Regions from separate parts of the Homo sapiens genome. Here regions 1, 2 and 3 are each linked to region 4. A link is a loop called in an ENCODE intact Hi-C map of the cell type or tissue named here. Cell type or tissue: mammary epithelial cell. All regions are shown on one strand. Links, peaks and the distances in the headings refer to the core of each region. The heading gives the core; the rest is flanking DNA. Region 1 has its middle 34 kb from the start of LINC00323. Region 2 overlaps MX1 (MX dynamin like GTPase 1). Region 3 overlaps BACE2 (beta-secretase 2). Region 4 overlaps BACE2 (beta-secretase 2).

Region 1 (6,162 bases), core at 2,448-4,947, 57 kb after region 4:
GAGCAAAAAACCAAACACCGCATATTCTCACCCATAGGTGGGAATTGAACAATGAGAACACATGGACACAGGAAGGGGAACATCACACTCTGGGGACTGTTGTGGGGTGGGGGGAGGGGGGAGGGATAGCATTGGGAGATATACCTAATGCTAGATGACGAGTTAGTGGGTGCAGCTCACCAGCATGGCACATGTATACATATGTAACTAACCTGCCCATTGTGCACATGTGCCCTAAAACTTAAAGTATAATAATAAAAAGAAAAGTAGAAAAAAAAAGAATTTATAAAATGAAACAATCCTGAAACCATAGCTCTTCCTTCCAGTACATTCTGGTCAGGCTTGGAGCCAGCCCTTGGTTTGGTCAGTTAGATTGTTGGGTCCACCTGCCACAGAGGCTTCCTCAGCAGCTGATGACTCAGGGATGCTGGCCTGCATCGTGCCGCTGGCTGTGGTGGGTGCCTACACGTGGGTCCAGGTTCCGGGGCAGCATTCAGAAGGTCTAGCCAGTGGCAGGGTTCAGCTGTGGCTGCAGTGGAGCCTCACCTTTTATTTATTTATTTTTTTTTTTTGAGATGGAGTCTTGCTCTGTCGCCCAGGCTGGAGTGCAGTGGCATGATCTCGCTCACTGCAACCTCCACCTCCCGGGTTCAAGTGACCCTCCTACCTCAGCCTCCCGAGTAGCTGGGAGTACAGGCATGTGCCACCACGCCTGGTCAATTTTTGTATTTTTAGTAGAGATGGGGTTTTTCCATATTGGCCAGGCTGGTCTTGAACTCCTGGCTTCAAGTGATCCATCTGCCTCAGCCTCCTAAAGTGCTGAGACCACAGGAGTGAGCCACTGCACCCAGCTGGAACCTCGCTCTTTCACCAGAGCAGCTGGTGGTGTGATGTGGGGTCTTGTTCCTGGCTGAATGCCCTCCCAGCATGTTTCTCTAGTCTAGTGGGAACGACATAATGCCCTAATGCATTTATTCTTCTGTTTAAACTAGCCAGAGAGTTTTTTGCTGTGTGCAAATGATTCTTGACTGATCCAATTTTGTGCATGAGGTGTATATTTGAAAGATTAAAAAGTTGGTTGGAAAAATGCTTGCCAAATTCACAACAGAGGCAACTCTGGAGGAGGAGAGAGCAAAAGAATGGAGGTAAAGATAGGTAAGAAATGGACTTCACCATCCTGGCTAACACAGTGAAACCCTGTCTCCACTAAAAATACAAAAAAACAAATTAGCTGGGGGTGGTGGCGGGCACCTGCAGTCCCAGCTACTCGGGAGGCTGAGGCAGGAGAATGGCGTGAACCCGGGAGGCAGAGCTTGCAGTGAGCTGAGATTGTGCCACTGCACTCCAGCCTGGGCGACAGAGAGAGACTCCGTCTCAAAAAAAAAAAAAAAAAAAAAAAAAAAAAGAAAGAAAAGAAAAAGAAATGGACTTCCGCTCCGTCTGTAATATTTTAATTGCTCTATTAGAAATCCAAAACATGCCAGGTGCGGTGGCTCACGCCTGTAATCCCAGCACTTTGGGAGACCAAGGCAGGTGGATCATTTGAGGTCAGGAGTTTGAGACCAGCCTGGACAACATGGTGAAAACCCATCTCTACTAAAAATACAAAAATTAGCTGGATGTGGTGGTGCACGCCTGTTATCCCAGCTACTCAGGAGGCTGAGGCAGGAGAATTGCTTGAACCAGGGAAACGGAGGTTACAGTGAGCCAAGATTGTGCCACTGCACACCAGCCTGGGTGACAGAGTGAGAATCCATCTCAAAAAAAAAATCAAAACAAATATTATAGATATTAAATATGATAAATATTGTTTAATTCTAGGTAAGAACGTATGGAGGAATTTCCTATATTACACTTTTCCTCTGTAAATTAAAACATATCCCAGAACAACAAAACAATAAACAATGTAATAATAACAAAAGCATGGATCAAGGAAGGCATAAGACATGCTTGAGGTTGGCGGGAGGAGAGTGGATAGTGAGTACTTGCCAGTGGGTACCTTGCACAGTCTACCACATGTGAACTGCAATCCCACATGTGTAGTGTGAAACCTGCACAGCTGTAGCCGTACTGGACCCCCTGCATTGGAGAGTTGGCTGCAGCAAAAGATTCTTGGCATTATAGAGATACAGTTGAAACATTAGTTTGTCGTTGGCTTATAGAGTTGTGAACACCATGTCAAGATGCTGATGATTTTTGAGTGGATGAATGACTTGGTCTAAAGGTACATTTTTATTTATTTATTATTATTATTACCATTATTATTATTTTTGAGACAGAGTCTCGCTTGTCACCAGGCTGGAGTGCAGTGGCGCAATCTTGGCTCACTGCAACCTCCGCCTTCCGGGTTCAAGCAATTCTGCCTCAGCCTCCCAAGTAGCTGGGACTACAGGTGCATGCCACCACGCCCGGCTAATTTTTGTATTTTTAGTAGAGATGGGTTTTCACCATGTTGGCCAGGATGGTCTCGATCTCTTGACCTCATGATCCGCCCCCCTCGGCCTCCCAAAGTGCTGGGATTGCAGGCATGAGCCACCGTGCCCAGCCTAAAGGTACATTTTTAGATAATTAATCAGGCATCTGCAAGCAGGATGAATTGGTGAGGAGGAAGTGGAAGCTATGACACTAGTTAGGGTGATGGCAGGACAGCCTGGGGAGCCAAACCACCCTTACTAGTAATTAGGAGACTTGGGGGTCTTGTTTTATTCTGTTGCTGACAAGCAACAGTGGCATTGCTAGTCAAACAAGAAGGCTGTGTCCCAGCCAGTAGCCCACTTTCTGCTCTCTCTCTGCAGAGACCCTTGGGTCACCCCCACAGGTTTGGTAGCTGCTTCCAGAATGTTGTGTGCTGAGTAAATGTCTGCTCTCAACAGCGTGAGCTGGGCTACCTCCTACATGCCAGTGTCTGCCATCTCTCAGGACACAAAGCCTTTGCTTTGAAGCCTCCTTGTGATGACCCAAATTCCAGTGATTAAAGCACTAACATCCTTGACAGTGAGGCCCAAAGTTAGTGTGAGATGCTACTTTCCCATTTTACCAATGAGAAAATTGCATCCAAAAAGCACAGTGCTCCGGAGAGGACACATCTTGGGGCAATAATGAAACTGGCAGAGAAATGCCAAAGTACTGTCTCCGGCGAACAGCTTGGAAATCATGTGGTGTCTATACAAGGAGTGTCTTTCACCTGGCAGCTCACCGTGAATCGACTCCCTAATTAGGCTCGTCTTGCAAGTTCACATGGAATGCTCCCCACTAGCAGTGCCCCCAGCCATTACGATGCCAGTGCTGTGACCAACTCCTGCATTAGACAGAGTGGATCTTATCTGGGTCTGACAGAAACACCAAGGACTGCCGGCAGCCACCAAGAGCTGGGGATGGATTCTTCCCTAGAGCCACCAGAAGGAACCCACCCTGCTGACGCCTTGATCTCAGACTGCTGCCTCCTGAACTGCGAGAGAATCCAGTTCCGTTGTCTTAAGACACCCAATTTGTGGGATTTTTCTTTTTTTGCAGCAGCCACAGGAATCTAATGCAAGCAGGATGTGGAATTCTCACGTGATTTTATGACACAGTCTAAGTCCTCAAAGCAAGTTTGTACTTAAGGCATTTGTGTTGAGGGCCGGAAGTAATTGTTTTATTCTCTAGCTATGGAGATTTCTCCACGGCATTGTGGAAATCCTTGTGCCCCCCAAAAAGGGGATTCAGAATGCTCCCTAGGGCTCATTGCTCTGGGCTTCCCACTGCCTCACGATGCCCTCCCCCCACACACCTCTCCACCAACCTCTCAGGAGCCAAGTTCCTGATATGCAAACAAGCACACCCCATCTTCAGTCTCTCTGCTTGACTCGTAACTGAAACCTGCTTCCACCATGAGGCCAAGCTTCCTGCAGACTTCTCACAAAGTGCTTCTCAGGAGGTGTTTTGTTCTGCATTATTGGATGAAGGGCACTGAGGCAAGGTCCCACCATGCCTGTTCTCACTAGCAACCCATTCTCTCGTTCCTCGATTTGCAAGAGGTGCGTGCTTTCCTGCTTTGTATCCTTCATTGCCTCTCCTGGTTGTCCTCCCCTTTTTACCTGGCCATACCCCTCATCATGGAAATCCTTGGAACCTGGTGCATGGTTTCCCTCTGTACCCCCAAGTCTGGCACCCAGTGGCCCTCAATTAATGCCCCATTTGTTTCCTTTCTTCCTTCCCTCCCTCCCTCCCTTCTTTTCTTCCCTTCCTTCCTTCTTTCTCTTTCTTTCTTTTCTCTTCCTTTCTTTTCTCTTTCTTTTTCTCTTTCTTTCTTTCTTTCTCTCTCTCTCTCTTTCTTTCTTTCTTTCTTTCTTTCTTTCTTTCTCTCTCTCTCTTTCTTCTTTCTTTCTTTCTTTCTTTCTTTCTTCTTTCTTTCTTTCTTTCTCCTTCTTTCTCCTTCTTTTTTTTTTTTTCAGACTCTCACTCTGTCACCCAGGCTGGAGTGCACTGGTGTGATCTAGGCTCACTACAACCTCTGCCTCCCGGGTTCAAGTGATTCTTGTGCCTCAGCCTCCTGAGTGGCTGAGACTACAGGCACACACCACCACACCCAGCTATTCTTTTGTATTTTTAGTAGAGATAGGGTTTTGCCATGTTGGCCAGGCAGGTCTTGAACTCCTGACCTCAGGTGGTCTGCCTGCCTTGACCTCCCAAAATGCTGGGATTGCAGGCACGAGCCACTATGCCCGGCAAATGCCCCATTTTCTAACCTTCTCCTTCCCAAATGATTTTCTTCTCATTCCCCTTTAATTTTTCACTCTCAGAGCTTGTTCTTTCCCAGAACAATTGATTCCCCATGTTTTACATCCAGTCTTGGGGATCATTGTTTCCACCCACGGCTTTCACTTCTCCACCCACTCTGTCCCCTGCTGTCTGTCCTTGGGGTTCCATTTTGCCCTACCATGAAACAGCTGCTAACTCCGGTGCACCCCTGTTGGTCCTTACCTTCCCTGGAGCCTTTCCCATCATGCACCACACTCCCCCTAAAATGGGCTTGTCCCAGGTCCTCGGTGCCCACGCCTGCTCCGTGCCCGTGCTACACCTCTGCTGCTCCCACACCACGCGTCTGTCACTTCATCCTCCTGTCCCTGGACGCTGAACCTCAGAGCTCCTCGGGTGCTGTCCGAGGACTTCTTTGCAACTTGCACACACTCTTGAACCATCTAAGGCACATCTGCCATTTCAATTATAACCTGTTCTGATAATCTCCCAAACTATGTTTACAGCCTAGATCTTTCTCTTGAGCTATGGGTCAAATAAGCCACCCTTGTCCATGAGACGACTACATTTGGTTGTCCCATGGATTTCTCTAACTCAAATGTGTTCAAAATAAAAATCAATTATCTGCTCCCTAAACATGTCTTTCCTCCTAGAATTTCTGTCTCAGGGAATAGGGCAACATCGACCAAGTTTCCTCAGCCAGAAACCTGGGTGTTTTACTTGACTGTTCTGTTTCCCCACATTGAACATCCAAACTTTCACCTTATTGTGCTGTTACTAGAAGTGTCTCTTGCAGGCATCCAGGTCTCTCCATTCCCACAGCAACCCTCTCCTGCTGTGATGGGCCTGGGTGACTGCAACAGCTCTCAGCTGCTGCTCCAGACAGGAACCCTCCCAACGCACCCTCTGCACTACAGCCAGAGCAGCCTTCCAAAATGCGAATGTGATCCTGCCTCCCTCTGCTTAAACCCTCCAAAAGTCCCCCACGCTCTCGTTACATCTTCATAGGGTACCCTGGGACCTTCCTCTCTGGTACCACTCTTGCCTCGAACTCAGCCCTGTCATGGCGGACTGCTTGAATGCAGTTTATGGGTGTGGCGCTCCACCCTGTTCTCATTCTCCTTCTCTCCGTCCCCTTGTTGTCTCTTACTGCAAAGCTAAGCCTATGTTCTTAGATTTTTCCATGCCTGGCAACCCAGCTCTCCCTCTGCCTTTATGCTTTGTTGACCAACTGACTCTGATCATCCATTTGTCTGGACAGACTTCCTCCTAGGACATGGCCCCTAGCCCCACACATAAAATCAGCTCCCTTCTTACTTCCTTGTAACACGTGAACGCTGCCTGGCCAATGCCTTGTGATTTGTCGGACTGCCCTCTAATCTGTTAGCTCCTGGAGGGCACAGCCCTGTTTTGTTCACTGCTCTA
Region 2 (6,162 bases), core at 1,380-3,879, 290 kb before region 4:
CAGAGGTTCTCCATAAGGGCCCCACCCTGCAGCAAACTTCTGCCTGGGCATCTATGCGTTTCCATACATCTTCTGAAATCTAGGCAGAAGTTCCCAAATCTCAATCCTTGACTTCTGTGCACTGGCAGGCTCAACATCACATGGAAGCTGCCAAGGCTTAAGGCTTGCAACCTCTGAAGCCACAGCCCAAGCTCTATTTTGGCCCCTTTCAGCCATGGCTGGAGTGGCTAGGATGCAGGGCATCAAGTCTCTAGGCTGCATACAGCACAAGGACCCTGGGCCTGGCCCATGAAACCACTTTTTCTTCCTAGGCCTCTGGGCCTGTTATGGGAGGGGCTTCTGTGAAAACCTCTGACATGCCCTGGAGACACTTTCTCCATTGTCTTGGGGATTAACATTCAGCTCCTCATTACTTATGCAAATTTCTGCAGCTGACTTGAATTTCTACTCAGAAAATGGGATTTTCTTTTCTATTGCATTGTCAGGCTGCAACTTTTCCAAACTTTTATGCTGTTTCCCTTTTGAAACTGAATGCCTTTAACAGCACCCAAGTCTCTACTTGAATGATTTGCTGCTTAGAAATTTCTTACACCAAATACCCTAAATCATCTCTCTCAAGTTCAAAGTTCCACAAATCTCTAAGGCAGGAGCAAAATGCCACCAGTCTCTTTGCTAAAACATAACAAGAGTAACCTTTGCTCCGGTTACCAACAAGTTCCTCATCTCTTATCTGAGAGCACCTCAGCCTGAATTTCATTGTCCATATCATTATCAGCATTTTTGTCAAAGCCATTCAAAAGGCTGGGCGTGGTGGCTCACCCCTGTACTCCCAGCATTTTGGGAGGCCAAGGCAGGCAGATCACCTGATGTCAAAAGTTCAAGACCAGCCTGGCCAACATGGTGAAACCCCATCTCTACAAAAATACAAAAAGTAGCCAGGCATGATGGTAGGTGCCCATGATCTACTGTAAGCTACTCAGGAGGCTGAGGCAGGAGAATTGCTTGAACCAGGGAAGTGGAGGTTCCAGTGAGCTGAGATTGTGCCAGTGCACTCCAGCCTAAGCAACAGAAAGAGACTCTATCTAATTAAAAAAAAAAAAAAGACATTCAACAAGTCTCTAGGGAGTTCTAAACTTGCCCACGTTTTCCTGTTTTCTTCTGAGCCCTCCAGACTGTTCCAGCCTCTGCCTGTTACCCAGTTCCAAAGTTGCTTCCACATTTTCAGGTATCTTTACAGCAGTGCCCCACTCTACTGGTACCAATTTACTGTATTAGTCCATTTCTGCGCTGCTGATAAAGACATACCCAAGACTGGGCAATTTACAAAAGAAAGAGGTTTATTGGACTTGCAGTCTCACATGGCTGGGGAGGCCTCACAATCACGGTGGAAGGCAAGGAGGAGCAAGTCACATCTCACATGGATGGCACCACAGCATTTATTAAGCACCTGCAGCATGACAGACCCTGGGTTCCAGAAAACTGGGGCTTTCTACTTTGGTTTGTTCAATACACTCCTGGCCCTGTCATTGCTCTGCTCCTAACTCAGCCCCATCCTATGGGGTCCCCTGAGCCCCAGATGTGCCTGGAGTGAAGGTCCCTGAGCAGACATCATTATAATCCTGTCTGTTCTGCACAGGTCAATGGACCATTGAGCCAGTGCTTATGTTACTGGTGGTGAGTGTCCAGGTTCTTGGTGTCTTGAACAAAGAATTAGGCAGAACACACAAACAAAGCAAGAAAAGAATGAAGCAACAAAAGCAAAGATGTATTGAAAATGAAAGTACACACCACAGGGTGGGAGCGGCCCGAGCCTAGGGGCTCAATGGCCCCATTACAGTTTTTGGGGGGTTTAAATACCCTCTAGAGGTTTCCATTGGTTACTTTGGGGGCCCTATGTAAATGAAGAGGATAAAGTAAAGTTACAAAGTCATTTACTCGGCATACTCCCTGTGGAGGGGATAGTCCCTGTTAGAGTTGAAGTGTGAATCAGCCTTACATTCCTGCCTCCAGACTCGATTTTCCTGCCTCACTTACAGGGCAGGCCACGGAAGCCGGAGAGCAGGGTGTGATGCCAGCGCTGCCCGTCATGGCTGGGAATGGAGGGGTGGGTAGGGAGGGGCAGTTCCATTGCTTGCCTGAACTCAGGGCCCCTCTAAGTGCAGGAAGGAGTCACACAAAGTGGTCTCCAGGGCTCTCTCCCAGTTCTGGCCGCTGGGGCCACTCCCCTCTCGGCTCTGGATGACTAGTTAGGACAGGCCTGGGGGATCACCACACATGTTCATTTTGGCTGAAAGGAACATCCTTGCGGGCACCTTGGGGCATCCCCAGCAGGTTCACTCTGCTGGGGAAATTGAAATTGCTGTTCTCTGGGACACATACTGTCAACTTTCTTCCTCCATCCTCTCTGGTTATCACTAGCAAAATTCTAACAACAGCAAAATAGAATCCTGTGCAACACTTTGACACCTCTGACTCTGTTTCCCGTGCAGCAGAAACTTAAGGCAAGTGGAAGACTGATTTGGGTGGTGGTGGAAGGAAGGGACGTCTTGTAGTGGAGAAGTTTCCCAGGCCTGCCACGAGAGGGCACCTGCCTCATGGAAGGGCCGAGCTGTCTGATGCACCAACACAGCCAGAGGACCTGGGCCATGTCCACTGCGAGAACGCGTGCCTAGTATTGAATTAAGAATGTTTGGATCCACCCTGCCTTACTCTTGCAAACCTCTGTGTGTGTGTTGGTGTCGTCTCTCCCTTAAGCATGAGTCAAACTGATCACCCTCTGTTAACAGTAGATCAAGTCAACCTGCAGGTGCACTTCAGCACCTGGGGGAACCATAAAGTTGCTGCCCAGCGGCAGCTGCTGACCTGGGCTTGTGAAATGTCCACTGCTCTCCGGACATCCTCTCTTATAAATGTATTCTCAAACTTCCCGAAGAATTGAAAATTACACAGTCCCAAGAGTCAGAAGAGATCTGGGATGGGGGGGCGTGGTCCAGAGGGGAGAGGATGGTGTTGCTGGTCCAGCCCCCACCCCCAACCTGACAAGCAGCTGTGCAGCTTGGCCTGATGCCCCCACTGCCTGGGACCTCACAGCTCTTGAGGAAGCCATGCCATCCGGGGGCCCCTCTGTAGAAAGTACCCCCATTCCCCACACTGATCATCTAGAATATACCTCCCCAGAGGATGTCACACCTTGGTGCTCACACTTCATCTCTCTTGTTGCCTTTTGGCCTTCTCTTTCCTAGGCTGGGGCAATCCTGATCCTTCAACTCTCCCCTTAAGGGACAGAGTGTCCGGTCCTCTCCTGCCCCATCCATCTAGTCCACTGTTCGATTTCCTGCCCTTGAGCCTGCCCTGGCCTCATGGTGAGGAGGCCCAGCAGCAGCACTGATTGGGAGCCATGGTTCTCAGAGTCAGGGCGTAGGAGTGTGGCTCGAGTCTCCCCCAACCAGGCTAGACCAGAGAACTTCAGTCAGGTTCTCCTCCAAGGTTAGTGTTCCGCCTTCTCTGCTTCCCAGACCGCTCCCCCAGCCACAGCCTCTGCAGGTAAAGTCCCACTGGGAAACCTTTTTTTTTCCCTGAGATGGAGTCTTGCTCTGTAGCCCAGGCTGGAGTGCAGTGGCACGATCTGGGCTCACTGCAACCTCCACCTCCCGGGTTTAAGCAATTCTCATGTCTCAGCCTCCTGAGTAGCTGGGACTATAGGCACACGCCACCACACCCAGCTAATTTTTGTATTTTTAGTAGAGACAGGGTTTCACCATATTGGTCAGGCTGGTCCCGAACTCCTGACCTCAGGTGATCCACCCGCCTCGGCCTCCCAAAGTGAAGGGATTACAGCGTGAGCCATCGCACCTGGCCTGGCAACCGCTTCCTGACTGGGCCTTGTGCTTTTCAACTCCATGCCAGGTGCCCAGTGACTCAACAAATTGGACATTTGATCAATGCACATTATTAAGTTAGCACCGTTGGCTTCATATTGTTTCATTTTTTAAAGTGTGTTCCCCCATTTCCCTCCAGTCTCTAGGAAATCATCAGACCCTGTTCTTTTGCTTGCTCCTACCTGGCCCCGCCACAGAGGGCAGCTTTACGTCCACTGCTCCACTGCACCCTACCTGCTAGTTTCAGGCTTCTCGCCAAAATACAAAACATGGCAGAGCAGTGTCTGCTAGAAATGAGTTTATTACAGAGAGAGGAGACAGGGCTCCGACAGGACGCACACACACGGCACTCATGCTCCTAAAACACTGGGTTTGTGAAGGGACATTATAAAAATGAGGAAATAAGCTGTGATGTTCAGCATGTGTCAGTTTCTAGGAATACAGAGAAGGGGAGAGCTGCAAGGTGGAGCGATTCTGAGGGCTGAAAATCCCTTTCCCAGTACGAAGACAGCATCCTTCAATCCCGCCAGCTCATGTGCATCTGAGGGTGGGGCTCTGTCTTCATGCTAGAAACCAAACTGCTCTCACAGCTTCCTGCTAAATCACCACGGCTAACGGATAAGCAGAGACGGACTATCCAGTCTGACTACTGAGCACTCAAGTCGTCAGTCCAGTGGCTACCCGGGAACGGGGGCAGACAGTGTGCGTGCACGTCTACGGGGCTGGACAGAGTGTGGTTAACCGGGGAACTGGGCAAGCCGGCGCCGAGCCTGCGTCAGCCGTGCAAGCCGCTCCTTCAGGAACTTCCGCTTGTCGCTGGTGTCGCTCCGCTCCTTCAGGAGCCAGCTGTAGGTGTCCTTGTCCTGCAGGAGCTGCAGCATGGCCTTCTGAAGCTGCTGGCCGTACGTCTGGAGCATGAAGAACTGGATGATCAAAGGGATGTGGCTGGAGATGCGCTTGCTGGCCTCCTGGAAGGAAAGAACAGTTCACGGGAGGGTGGAGGGGACACTGTGAGGAGGGGACTCTGACCTCACCATGTGCACATGAGGGGATCCAGATTCTCAATGAGGGAGACCCTCGCAGGGCAATGACCTTCCCCTGGGTTTCAAACCCATCAATCTCCTCCATGGTGGTGGCAGAGAGGAACTATGCACAGTGCAGAGAATGTCCCAGCTATGAGTCATATTCCCAGCAGCTTTTCCTGACCATTAAATGGGTAATTCTGATGGAAGAGGGCAAAATATGCTCTATAAAGGTAAGCAGGCAGACAGTGCAAAAACTGCATTTCCAGACCAGCCTGGTCAACGTGGTGAAACCGCGTCTCTACTAAAAATACAAAAAATAGCCAGGTGTGGCGGCACACCATGGGAGGCTGAGGCAGGAGAATTGTTTGAACCCAGGCAGGGGGAGGCTGCAGTGAGCTGGGATCGCGCCATTGTACTCCAGGCTGGGCGACAGAGCAAGACTCTGTCTCATAATAATAAATAAATAGGCGTGAAACTCTGACACTTGCTACCACCTGGATGAGGACATCATACTGCATGAAACAAGCCAGTCACAACTCCTATGAGGTACTTAGGTTAGTTGAATTCACAGAGACAGACAGTAGGATGGTAGCTGTCAGGGATTCAGGGGCGGGGAATGGGGAATGTGTTTAATGGGGACAGAGTTTCAGTGTGGGAAGGTGATAGGGTCCTGGAGATGGCTGCTGGTGATGCTGGCACAATATGAATGTACTTAATGCCACTGAACTATGTACCCCCAAATGGTTAAGATGGCAAAATAGACATGATGAATATTTCTGCACAATTTAAAGAAAGAAAAAGTGAGGGTGATGTGGGGGTGCTGGCTGCACTAGATGGTAAAACATAAGAGAGTCTTGCAGACAAGACCCAACGCAGAGGGGAAGTGAGTGCCTGAGTGGGCGTGTGGAGTACCAGTGGGAACTAGACGACCCTTCCAGGATGGGACTGGGACCTCTGCTGCCATCTGGATCCTGCCTCATTCTTGACATCAAAGAACTCCAAATGGGCCAAAGGTATCATGTAACAGTTAAAATAAGAAATTACTTAAAGAAAATATTGTCCACCTCATTTATCATCTCAGGGAGACAAAGTCCTTTTAAAGTATGGCAATAACCACTGAGGCCCAAATCCAACTTGAGTTTCTGCTCTAGAAAACTTACGCATAGTCTAAAACCACCATAGACAAAAATGACAAAGCAAATGACAAAATGTAGATCGTCTGCAACAGAAATCGCAGAGGTCTACTATCTCACCAAGAA
Region 3 (6,162 bases), core at 2,263-4,762, 82 kb before region 4:
CCTGTCAGGGGGTAGAGGGCTAGGGGAGGGATAACATTAGGAGAAATACCTAATGCAGGTGACGGGTTGATGGGCGCAACAAATCACCATGCCACCTGTATAACTATGTAACAAACCTGCACATTCTGCACATGTACCCCAGAACTTAAAGTATATATGTATTAAACAAAAAAAAACAAAACAAACAAACAAAAAAAAAAGGTTGCCTGACTCTTAGTCGATTATCTTCTAGATCTGGAAAGAATAAAAAAAGGGAAAAGGGGATTCTCTATACAATGTAGATTTTTCTCACAAGAGACAACTCTGCAGGGCAATTTCAAAATATGAAAAGGAAATATATTTGGGGTTAAAATATTTTGATTTCTTTCCTTATTTGTTATGTGATGTTATGCCAGAGCTAGGCTGGAAAGCAGGCCATGTTATACAAGGTTAAATAAAACCCTTCTGGTGAAACTTTATGGTGTGTAGAGCGGACTCCCCAGGCCCCTTAGGTAGGAATTTTGGGCAAGAGAATTAAAAAAAAAGTCAGAGTTTAGTCCTCATGTCCATCTGGCTATCTGCCCAGCAGTTATCTGCTGAGGACTTCACATGGCTCAGGTGCTGCTCTCTGCACCAGCACTACAACGGTGAATGACACACAGTCCCTGCTCCCTCGAGGCTTCCAATCTAGGGGGAACCAGGCAGTAACCATAGGGCGGGAAGTGCCCCCACAGACACCCTCTATGGGTACTGCTGACCACTAATCACTTCGTCCGTGTGGACGCTTTCTTCACTTGGACTCTAAGAGGGCTGCATTCTTCTCCCTAACTCCCTGGCTGCTCCTTCTCAGGCACTGTATTGGATTTCCTTCATCTTCCTCCCCTGCAAGCATCGGAGCACTCTCAGGCTCTGGCCTCCTCTCAATCTTCCCTCCTTGGGTGACCCATCTGGCCCCACCCCATGGCCCTAGGTCACCCCGTGATCTAGCCTGAGACTCCCAACTCCTCCTCTCCAGCCCAGACCTGGGCCACCATTGCCACATGCTTGTGTCCGCCTGCCTGCCCACCTCTCAATCGGCATTTCCCGTGTAACCTGTAAAACCTGAATGCTGGCTGTTCCCCCCAAATCAGACCTCTCCCACAGTTCTCTGTCTCAGTAAATTCATGATTCACCCAGTTACTCAGGCCCTATAGTGCTGGGCCAGTCCTTTTCTCTCTTAGCCTGCATGGAGACTGTAACCAGACCCTTGTGAGCCTTCCTGTGAAACCGAAGCGGAATCAAATCACTCCCTCGCCCAACTCAGGCCAAGTCCTCACTGTCCTCGTCTCTTGGGATCCACTGCAATGGCTCCTAGCTGGCCCAGAGCTCATCATGCGCCCCTCGGGCAGACAGAGTTTTAAAAGTAGGCAGCCTGACGGAGGCAGGACAATTTCCTCAGTGAAAAGAGGAAGAAGTAATCAACATCAGAGAGAAGACAGCATCTGTGGGTCAGCAGTTCTGCTATTCAGGAGGGCCAGTTCCCACAGGTGCTGTGCAGTGTTAAATGAAGATGAGTCGGCCATTGATATCCCTGGAGCCAAGAGTATGTGGGGAAATGGGTCAAACCTGAACACAATCAGTGAGCAAATCAATATCCTACCAGCAGTAACAATTTCTTGGCTTTTGGATAGCAAATAATTCAAATGCAGGCAATTAGAGAGTACAGCAGCTGAGTATGACAAAATGCCCCTGTTTGGAGAAAAGCAAGAGTGCAAAATGAGTAAGAAAACGAACCTTCCTGTGAGTAATGATTAGCCTTAAAGGGCAGAGACAGGAAGAAAGACTTGGATGAAACAGGCAGACACACGAATACACAGAGTCCTGGGCCTTCTGGCTGTAGGGGGTTTGAGGGACTGTGAGGGGTGATTTTGGAGGGAGCAGAAAAGACTGAGAGGAGACCAGCAGGGAGGGGCTGCCATGTGACCACACTGAAGAGCAGGTCAAGTAGGGATAAAGTAGAAGCTGTGAAGAAACCTTAGAGCTCCCCTGTGGGCTGCCAGCTGCTGTTTTTTAACAGGCCACATAGGATTCAGCCCATGGGCTTTTGGAAAATAGTGTTGGGTATAGACAAAGTTTAAAGTAATTGCTTTCGAATTGACTCTTTTCTGCAGGAGCAATCGTTTGCCCACTTATTAGGGCTCATGTTTGAGAGGTCCCAGGTAGGGCCCCATCCTAAAACTCTGAGGACAAGAACCCTGGCGGTTTCCCCTGGTGTTAGAAAGGCTGCTGGGCAGAGCCTTTCTGCTGGGAAACATGGAGCGTGTGGGGTCTCACCAGGTGATCTTTCCCAGCTTCCTACTGGAGTCCCCTCCCAGAAAGGGAATGGAAAGCAAGTGGAATGTGATGCTGAGTAAGAAATCAGGAAAACAGCAGGCAAAGTGGATTTTTAAAAATAAAAAATCTGAACATGTCAAAGACAACCAAAAAATATCTACCATTATAAGTGAAAGCAATAATGAATTCTTATGCAGAGATGTGCAAATGAGATGAAATGCTCCCAAACCCCTCTCATTCTGCTCCTGAGCTTGCCCAGTGCTGGGTCCTAAAAGCTATTGAGGAAGCCAAGCAAGCCTTCCCGGCTGTGACCCACCTGGACTGAGGTTTCCCCCTAATGCCTGCCTTCTCCTCCTGCTTCTTACGAGTCCTTGGTGCCTGACATTTATTCAGCAGTGCACACCTGGGTCCTCAAGCTGGGTTTTGACATTATTACACACCACACTGATGAAATAATGTCCACATTTTGCCGCTCTACTAGCCAAAATGTAATCATCAAGAGCACGTGATTTTTTTTTTTTTTTTTTGAGATGGAGTCTCACACTGTCGTCCAGGCTGGAGTGCAGTGCCACGATCTCAGCTCACTGCAACCTCTGCCTCCCAGGTTCAAGCGACTCTCCTGCCTTAGCCTCCCAGGTAGCTGGGATTACAGGTGCCCGCCACCAAGCCCAGCTAATATTTTTATATTTTTAGTAGAGACTGGGTTTCACTGTGTTGTCCAGGCTGGTCTCGAACTCCTGACCTCGTGATTCACCCTCCTCAGCCTCCCAAAGTGCTGGGATTACAGGCATGAGCCACTGCGCCCGGCCAAGAGCACATGATTTTAAAGATGATTTAAAGATGCTGAAAACATAGCATTGTAATATCATTCAGTGCAGTGCCATTCATCCAAGGATACTGCATTCTTCTGAAAATGTCTTTGGTAGGTATTATTGTTTCTCCTTTATAGTTAAAGAGACACAGGCAGGGCTAAATGCTTTGCTCAAAGTTACGGTGTGAGGGAAGGGCAGTGCTGAGCGTGTTACTCAAGCCTCTCCTGAGAGCGTGGTATCTCCTGTCGGCCTGAATTTCTCCTGGAGCTTTCAATCCTTTCCCCAAGATCTCTCCTTTTCTGGAAAGCACATCCCCACAACGTAAAGATGAAAATGGGAAAAGGCAGTAGTACCATTTACTTTTTTTCTCCTGAAATTACGCCTCCTTCCTTGTCCCTGCAGTCCAATTCCCTTTATCTCAAATTCATCAATTGCAACAAAGACATATTGATGTGTCCATTCCACAAACAGTTCTGATGTACTTTCCCTCCACGGCCTGGTGGCGTTGGGGAAGGAAGGACAATCTTTTACCCCCACAGCTCTCACCTTCAAGGAATTTATAATTAATTGAAAACGAAATAGAAGTTAAGAAAACAGAAGTCAAATGAAAAAGGCAACAGCATAAAACGTACCCTAAAGATAAGATTCCATGCCAGATGAGCAGACCAGAAAATATGCGTGCTGAGTGGGAGGTGCAACCTCACAAATGGGTTATTCTGCTCGGCATGGTTTCAACAAAAGCTGGGTTGTTTGAGTTGAGTCTTAAAGGATGGGAAGAATCTGGATATATGGGCGGAGTAAGGAAGGGAGGGCATTTCAGGCAGGGGGGTTGGTGGAACAAAGGTTAGGAGACAGTTGCAGGCAAGAGGCCTTGAGGGTCAGTGGCCACCCAGCAGAGGGTTGGGGTTCAGTGAAAACACTGAGGAACTAGGAGGGGTCTGGTGGGAGGCCATGGACAGCGATGCCAGGAGCGAGCCCTGAGCATTTAAATCATGGGGACGCACTGCTTACTCATAGCAGGGGAGGCTCGGGTGAAAGTGGTGGTTTAGGAAGACTGATCTGACAACAGTTTCAAAAAGAAGAGAGGGTGGGGGCTCAGGAGCACAGCAGCACTCTGCAGGTTACAGAAGTGCTGGTGAGAGCCACACGCGCAAGGGCTCAGTAACGGAGGGGAGGAGGAAGAGGTGAGAAATGGGACTGAGGAAGACAGACGTGGTCCATTTCATTAGACGTGTAGGATAAAGAGGGAGTCAGTGGGTACTGGGAGTATAGGAAAAAAATGATGTCTTCACCTTGGGCAATCTAGTTTTTCTTTTTCTTTCTTTTTCTTTTCTTTTTTGTTTTTTGTTTTTTTTCTGAGACAGAGTCTCACTCTGTCGCCAGGCTGCAGTGCAGTGGTGTGATCTCGGCTCACTGCAACCTCCGCCTCCCAGGTTCAAGCAATTCTCCTGCCTCAGCCTCCGGGGTAGCTGGGATTACAGGCATGCACCATCACGCCCGGCTAATTTTTGTATTTTTAGCAGAGACGGGGTTTTGCCATGTTGGCCAGGCTGGTCTCAAACTCCTGACCTCAGGTGATTTGCCTGCCTTGGCCTCCCAAAGTGCTGGGATTACAGGCGTGAGCCACCGCACCCAGCCCACTTTTATTCTTTATACGTAAACAGGAAAAATGTATAAGGGTGATGTGGTAGGTGTGACAAAAATGTCTCCAGGTCTTCCCTTTTCCTTGTAGCCACACCCTTGGCAATGCGGCTCCATGGCTCCTCCCAGTGCGAGGGGCATCTTTTCCCTCATCCTCGGAATCTGGGCTAGCCTTGGGCTTGTTTGGGCAGCATCATGGAAGAGATAGTGGCTAGTTCTGGGCTGACACTTCAGGAGCCCCTGTGTGGTTCTTTTCTCTCTCCCAGGTCCCTGTTACCACATGTGACTCAGACACTGAATGGAGAGAAACGCATGGCTCTGTTCCTCCATCCACCTCGCCACCAGATATGTGAGTGAGACCATCCTACACCAGCCTGGGTGGAGGCCAACCGGGACCCAGCCAACCACCAGCTGAGTAGAGACACGTGAGTGAGCCCGGCCAAGGGACACCGCCCTGCCTGGACTCAGGAGCAGTAATATGTGTGGCTGTCTTTTGCAGCATTATTGTGGTGATAGAGATCTAATGCAGGTGTGACATCTAATACACGTGTCATGCATGGAGTGCTTTCTCTTTTGCATGATAAAAAGAGCAAAGCACAAATCCAAGTTCATACCTGAGGCAGGATTGTGATACGGAATGACCTGCTGGAGTTCTCGTCTCTCAGGTAGATGGAGATTTTAGGGAAGTAAGACCAAGGTGTTTCCGAATTCGTCCAGCACGCCAGCTGGGACCCAGTCCAGAAACCATCAGAGAATTCTGGAATCTAGACAAAACAAGATCACATCAGAAACCATGACTAGTCTGGCACGTCAACAGGAAACAGCTCCAGGCTTTCCTAGCCACCTCGCCAGATGCCCACAGGGATAAACAATGTTTAATTTGGACAGAACAGCAGGGACATTAGTCCCCTGGAAGAGTGACGGTGATGACAAAATAATAATGATTAAAATTGTCAAGACACATGAAGTACCTACTAGTACTAGTATTAGACACCCTTATAAGCCCTTTGCAGCAATAATTACTTCAATTCTCAACCAGTGTGATAGCATTATCCTCACCACTTTACAGATGAGGCAACCAAAGCACTAGAGGTGAAGTAACTTGCCCAAGGTCACACAGCAGAGGGCAGAGGCCCTTTAGAAGACAGAAATCCTAATTGTGGCCCCCAAGGACTTTCTGCTTATCACTTGCCCTCTGAATTCCATAAGCCCAGCAAGTTGCCTCCTGGTGCAGAGCCTAGGGTGGGCTCTCTGCTCTTTTGGGACATTTTTCTCCTCCTCCAGATCCCAGGTCAGATGCCACTTCATCCAGGAAGCCCTCCCTGGCTTCTTCTTGTAACACTAGAACACCACCATGCCCCACTCCTTCCTGGCCTTTCTCCTTGTGGCAGTTAACAATTTACACTGATTGGTGTGA
Region 4 (6,162 bases), core at 3,619-6,118:
TGCTGCCAACAAGGCCATTTCCCAAGCACTGGCTTTGGAGAAGTTGGGGCTCTGAAGTGGGAACACAAGGCTGCCTTTTGCAGGCCAGGTGTAAATTCTCCCCCTGCCACTTTCAGCCTAGCGTGAAACAGATGGAGTGTGCATTCCCACTTCCCTTTATGGTACCCTGGAATGATGGAGCTGCCCAGGGCATCGCCACGTTACTCTCTAGACAGTCTCTTTGTCTTCCTGCAATGGCAGCGCCGAGGTTGTATATTTCTAGGTGCAGGTATATGATTGCCATATAATAAAAATCTGAAAACATCCCACCCGGGGCCTGGGCTGGACAGCAAGCATTAGCACAAAACAAACACACTCATTTCATTTCCTTTATGTGGTTAATGTCAGCACTCCCAGAGTATTCTCTCTTCTTTTGAGAATTCTAAGAGCAAAAAAGTGACCACTTTTTTTTGTATTGAGTAGCAATAGTCAAATATCAAATTAGTACATCTAGGCCAAGAGAGGATGAAGGGGAGCCAGGCCAGGAAAGTCACCCAGAAGAGGTGACACTCTCTTCCTCAGGTTCCACCAGAAACATGTTTATACCCAGGGAAATTACAGAAGGGGTGCCAGGCTGCCCACCTGCCTCACAGGTATGCCCTATTGTCCGGGTAGTATCTGTTACCTTAACATACAATGAACCCCAGTGTCTCACCAAGGCTGGGCAAACAGGGTGACCCAGAGGAGGGATCCATGACACACAGCAAGGGACTCAAGGACAGGCAGAGGCTCACAGTCAGTCATAGGAGCCTCAGGTCACCTGGAGAGGGACCTCACTCACCAGCAAGGAGGACCACCACCCCGTTCCTGCTGTACCCAGTGTGGGGTTGGGGCAAGAGTCAGTGCCCACTAACCCCCCACCTCTTCTCCAGCACAGGTAGACCCTGAATTCAGGGGCCAATGCTTGACCTGCTCTAGTCTATGAATGAGATGTTACATAAATCCCAAGGCATGCTGTCAGATACTAGGGAGAAGGAGAGAAACACCACCTTTAAATTCCTCCCTCTCCACCCCTGGGAGCAATGCAGCTACGTACCACCACCACAAAAGAATAGCCACTTGGCCGCGCGGTGGCTCACGCCTGTAATCCTAGCACTTTGGGAGGCCGAGGTGGGCAGATCACTAGGTCAAGAGATCAAGACCATCCTGGACAACATGGTGAAACCCCGTCTCTACTAAAAGCACAAAAATTAGCTGGTTGTCGTGGCACACACCTGTAGTCGCAGCTACTCAGGAGGCTGAGGCAGAAGAATCGCTTGAACCTGGGAGGTGGAGGTTGCAGTGAGCCAAGATCAGGCCACTGTACTCCAGCCTGGCAACAGAGCGAGACTGTTTAAAAAAAAAAAAAAAAAAAAAAAAAGGCCACTGATCACAACAGCTATCCTTATCATTTTGGGATCATTCCAGGAGGAAAAAGGAAAAATGGGCAGGCAAGGGGAGGTGAAGCCAACTTACCTACAACAAGGAGATCACACAAGGAGATCAGGGATGAGTATGGCGGGAAGTATGGGGGGAAGCACCTGTTTCATATTAAATATATCCTGATTGATAAGGGGGTTGCCTTATAATGTCTTTAAAACATGAAATACTGAAGCTTTCTACATCCATCCCAACATAAGTGTTTATTACTCATAGGTATTTAAATATCATTGATCTAATCTTGTACACATTGGATTTCTCTCATATTATACATTAATTTCAGCAATTCTAGAATTAGTGCAACATGACATGGGACATTTTAAATTCTTTTTTTCGAGACAGAGTCTCGTTCTGTTGCCCAGGCTGGAGTGCAGTGACACGATCTCGGCTCACTGCAACCTTTGCCTCCCAGGTTCAAGCAATTCTCCTGCCTCAGCCTCCTGAGTAGCTGGGACTACAGACATAAGCCACCATGCCTGGCTAATTTTCATATTTTTAGTAGAGATGGGGTTTCACCATGTTGACCAGGCTGGGTCAGGTCAAACTCCTGACCTCAGGTGACCCGCCCGCCTCAGCCTCCCAAAGTGCTGGGATTACAGGCATGAGCCACCGCGCCCCGCCTGACATTTTAAATTTTCAAGCAGTTACTCTCCAGCAGGAAAAACAATACAGAAGTACAGAAGGGAAGCAGAAACACTCCTCTCTTCCTTCTCCCACCCTAAGCCCCAGGGCACTCTCTTGCCGCAGGCTTCATATCAATACAGCACTAAAATCGTCATTTGTGTATTGCCTGTGATAACAATTACACTTGAATCCCAAATTGAAATTATTAACAATTAAAAGGTGAGGTAGAATCAAAGAAAAAAAATCCATAGAATGAAAAACTTAGAATGAACTTGTTGTGGATTAAATCATGTTCCCCAAAAGATATGCTGAAGACGTAACTCCGGTACCTGTGAACTTAACCTTATTCAGAAAGTGGGTCTATGCAGATGTGATGAAGTAAAGATGAGGTCAGGTTAGAGGAGGGCAGGCCCTAATCTAATGACTGGTCTCCTTATAAGAAGAGAGGAATTTGGCCACAGAAACTTACATGGAGGGGAGAGATTGGAGTCATGCGGCCAAGGGTCAAGAAATGCCAGCAGCCATCAGACACTAAGAAGAGGGAAGGAAGGATCCTCCCCCAGAGCCTCCGGAGGGACAGTGTTTCTGCTGTCGCCTTGCTTTTTGAACTCTGGCCTGCAGAATTATGAGAACAAGTTTCTATTGTTTTGAGACCAGGACATTAATGCAGAAATTTGATTCTCCACAGCTGAGGAAAGGGAAGATGAGGGAGGTTACACACTTGCTCCTGGTCACAGGTGTGACACTACAGTGCTCAGGACCTGTAATCACATCAGGATGCTTCCTGTCAAACCACATCATCTCCAGAAGCATGAAGATGGTTCTTCTTAAAAAGTTACTGTAACTAAAACACTGCACCTAAGGAGGAACGGCAGTGACGTGCAAAGACTGAGCTGGGCTGACCCAGATTGACAGCTCCACCCTGCTTTGCCTTCACTAGTGTGGCCCTGGACAAACTACTCTGCCTCTCCAAGCCTCGGTTACCCTGTCTGAAAATTAAGTCACATTGTTGTGCACATTTTCCAGGACGTTGCAAGGATACAATGAGGTGAGCCACGCACAGGGCTTCACGTGCCCTTTGAGTGTCCAACACTCCATCAGCAAGAAATCAAGGTCAGCTCTTGATCTTATAAACTATTTCTCAGACTCCTGTCCCTCCTTGTTGTTTCAAGCTGATTTCTTGGCTCACCTTTCCCAGTCCTCTGTAATACAGTCTTTGATGAATTCTTTCTCTAAAGCCCAGAAGCTGCCACTTCTCACTCGAAGGAGCTGGTGGCAAACTGGCTTTGACTTTCTTGTTCTTTCAACCTCAGTAATTGTTTTTTCTCATTGTCTTTAATAGTTTACCATTTCAAGTGGCTCCATCAGATTTCTTCTTGCTGGGATTGCCTTCTTGTTTTCAGCCTCACCTACAGTCAGCTTCATTTGGGGAGCCTGGATGGCTTCTTCTGAAGAACACAAACTCTTATTGCATATGCTGGATCCATATTTTCAATACAAGTCTTCCAAATAATTGTGTACTAAGAGGCTGATAATCAAGTGAATGCACCATGATTAAAATAGGATTCGCCAAAATAATTAGGTGGCCCTTTACATTCAAGTGTTCAGGTATGAGAATAGTTTTGCTGTCTGCTTTACCTATGTTAGTGGAGATGACAGAAAATCTTTCAGAAAAAGAATCCCAAAGGCTTTTTTTGAAGCTACTACAAGGTATATGGCTGCACACCTTCTCCTGTCTTCAGCTGGAGTTATTGTGTTAACATGAAAGTCTCTTTTTTCATAATAGAAATTGCTGTAATTATAATTACTTTAGAAGAGTGTTATTATTAATAAGACCAAATTGCACGGTTCAAGCAGGTGCTGGTTGAAAGAACTGTTCAAAAGTTCTACAGTTCGAAAGAACCCACATAATGGGATCAGCCGCAAACCTGGCAGTCATCTCCATGCCAACGTGGCCCTGCCTGCCAGCACACACGCCTTGCAGCTCTCAGGCGGGCTTCCGGGCACATGCCTGTGACTCCTCACAGAGTCACTGGGCTTTAAACAATGGACCTCTAGTTCCTGATTAAAGCCTTCGGGGAACAAGCACACTTCCAACAGTTGACTTTCCCATAAAAGAAGGGGAGCTGGAGGGCTCTGGTTCCTGTTGAACCTCTCCTCTCAAGGCCTCTCCCGTGCACACCTGGATCCAGCCCTTCATTCTGTTGCTCATTCAGCAGTGCTGAAGGAAAGAGGAGATGGGGGAACAGCACGGAGTTCCGGAGGGTCCAGTTGCAGTCATACAATAAGTCCCTAACACCTTGGGGTGTACGTTCAGGGTTCTCTGGCTAGAAAGGGTAGTTTGAGGCCAAAACCAAAGAGATCAGGAGGCATGAAGGGAAGGAAGTCGTTATCTGTCTGGTGGTTCAGAACTTGGCTTCTGAAGTTCAGCTCCCTGGCTTCCATTTTTGGCCCTCCCTCTTTCTTGCCCTGTTGCCCTGGAAAGTCATTCAGTCTCTCCGAGCTTCAGTTTTCCCACCCCCAAATGCGTATAAGACCCCCGAGGGGTGGTGGGTGGTGGGTGGGGATTCCTGGGAAAGCACACCTAAAGCACAGAGCGCAGTGCTTGTCACGTACTGAGCTTTCAGACATTGTCTATGACTATTACTTAATTCTTGAAAAATTCTTGGTTATTTATTGCTTGAATTTACAATTCCATTTTTCTCTCCACCTAAGCAATTTTTATTTTAGGCTTCAGAGAATCAGCAGAGAATAAATGCATGACTCCTGGCCATTAATAGAGCAGGAAAGCTCACTCCAGGTTCAGAAGTCACCTCACTGCTGCCCCCTCTAGCCGGCTGCTGACACCCTGCTGGTGGTCAGAGACATTTCAGGGCAACACAGGCAGGTAGTGAATCCTAATGCAGTAGTCAGGAAAGCCTGACTTTACAGTAGGCATTTGGAAAGATTTGGTTATAAAGCAGCTTATCGCTAAATCAAGCCAGGAGGGAGGTACAGGATATTTCATTCCCCATCACATGTAAAAATTAAATCTGTCTCTGTAGAAGCAGCGCTCCCTGGAAACATGCTAATGGTTGAGAAGTAATCTTGAACCAACTACTGCCTTGGCTACGGTAAAGACAGGAGCCTAGGTACTCAATACATTTCTGTTAATTAAATTAATTAAACCTCATCATTTTAAAATAAAGGTCATTGAATTAATTAACAGGCAAGTTATTATTTATAAAAGCTTTTTTTTTTTGATTGCCAAAGTTAAGTATTTTTTAGTCCTTCTTCAGGCTTCTCCCTTTCCCCTTTGCTCTGGAGGGAGGGTTTCAGGGCTTCTTTTATCATAGCCCTCAGACCACCCACATTTACTTTTAGTAGAGAGAATTCCCTCGCATCAAAGCACACATGTCCAATGGGGATTCATTCAAGGCCTGTTCCAAAAGATTCTCTGCAGGTCACAGAAGAGGTTCTTCCTCAATATCTTGTCATATTTCCAAGGTTCTCAGCACCAGGCACATGTTCCCACGTGTTGGCTGCACCAAGACCACATCTTACAGCCAAGTTAAGCTCCCTCAGCTGATGGGGATTCCTATTCCCTCCCTCTAACCATCCACTCCTGGAGATGGCAAAGATCACTCACGTGGCTTCCCATGACTTAGACGAAAGGCAACTAGAATCAAAGTTTGAATATACGCTTTTGAAGGTTTTTTTTTCCCCCTAAACTAATTAAACAACTACAGAAGTTATTCGGCAGTTTCCTTTTTTAAAAGAATTAGCATGGCATGTCTTTCCTCTTAAAGTCTTGAATAATTTAATGAGAATTATACAAAAGTCATGAGTATGTTCTATTTATGGGGGAATCATAGCTGAATCAAAACCCAAATGACAATGTTAAAAATAAAAATAAACTATCTTCAAATAGTGCATTCAATTGAGCAAAGGACTTCAAATCCCACTTGGATTAGACAGTTTGAAAGTAGGAGGGGGCAGATCAATTGGGATTTTTTTTTTTTTTTTTTCAGATCACTGTGCTTGGGAACATTTGTTTCTTGCTACAAAAAGTGTTAGTAAATGAACATCAGAGTAAGAGAA

What was found. Peaks named below come from ENCODE experiments on the same cell type or tissue, not always from the same donor. Only the 100,000 strongest peaks of a DNase experiment are listed, where the experiment ranks them.
Region 1: a loop joins it to region 4, with 4 times the contacts of the local background. A loop is called at or near these places in 7 of 110 quality-filtered maps.
Region 2: a loop joins it to region 4, with 10 times the contacts of the local background. A loop is called at or near these places in 5 of 110 quality-filtered maps.
Region 3: it touches region 4 in a loop (3-fold over the local background); 9 of 110 quality-filtered maps call a loop at or near these places.

The regions. Positions count from the first base shown.
Region 1 is chr21:41,110,746-41,116,907 of GRCh38, reverse strand. No RefSeq gene overlaps it. Among named protein-coding and RNA genes, the nearest start is that of LINC00323, 34 kb to the left of the region's middle. In mammary epithelial cell, for the core only: no CTCF peak of the experiment used is centred there; a DNase peak (open chromatin) is centred at 3,397; H3K4me3 peaks cover 666 bases; H3K27ac peaks cover 1,407 bases.
Region 2 is chr21:41,457,212-41,463,373 of GRCh38, reverse strand. MX1 (MX dynamin like GTPase 1) reads right to left here. Exons shown (of 17, transcript NM_002462.5): 17 at 4,162-4,846. The coding sequence ends at 4,616. Among named protein-coding and RNA genes, the nearest start is that of MX1, 34 kb to the right of the region's middle. RefSeq lists enhancers at 2,661-2,860, 3,401-3,490, 4,683-5,184. In mammary epithelial cell, for the core only: a CTCF peak has its summit at 2,580 (motif pointing right); no DNase peak of the experiment used is centred there.
Region 3 is chr21:41,250,099-41,256,260 of GRCh38, reverse strand. It overlaps BACE2 (beta-secretase 2), which reads right to left. Exons shown (of 9, transcript NM_012105.5): 7 at 5,360-5,509. Among named protein-coding and RNA genes, the nearest start is that of FAM3B, 64 kb to the left of the region's middle. In mammary epithelial cell, for the core only: no CTCF peak of the experiment used is centred there; a DNase peak (open chromatin) is centred at 3,820; H3K27ac peaks cover 647 bases.
Region 4 is chr21:41,169,377-41,175,538 of GRCh38, reverse strand. All of the region lies in intron 1 of BACE2 (beta-secretase 2), which reads right to left. PLAC4 (placenta enriched 4) reads left to right here. Exons shown (of 1, transcript NR_148920.1): 1 at 1-308. Among named protein-coding and RNA genes, the nearest start is that of BACE2, 4.3 kb to the right of the region's middle. In mammary epithelial cell, for the core only: a CTCF peak has its summit at 4,914; DNase peaks (open chromatin) are centred at 4,118 and 4,928; H3K4me3 peaks cover 420 bases; H3K27ac peaks cover 2,461 bases.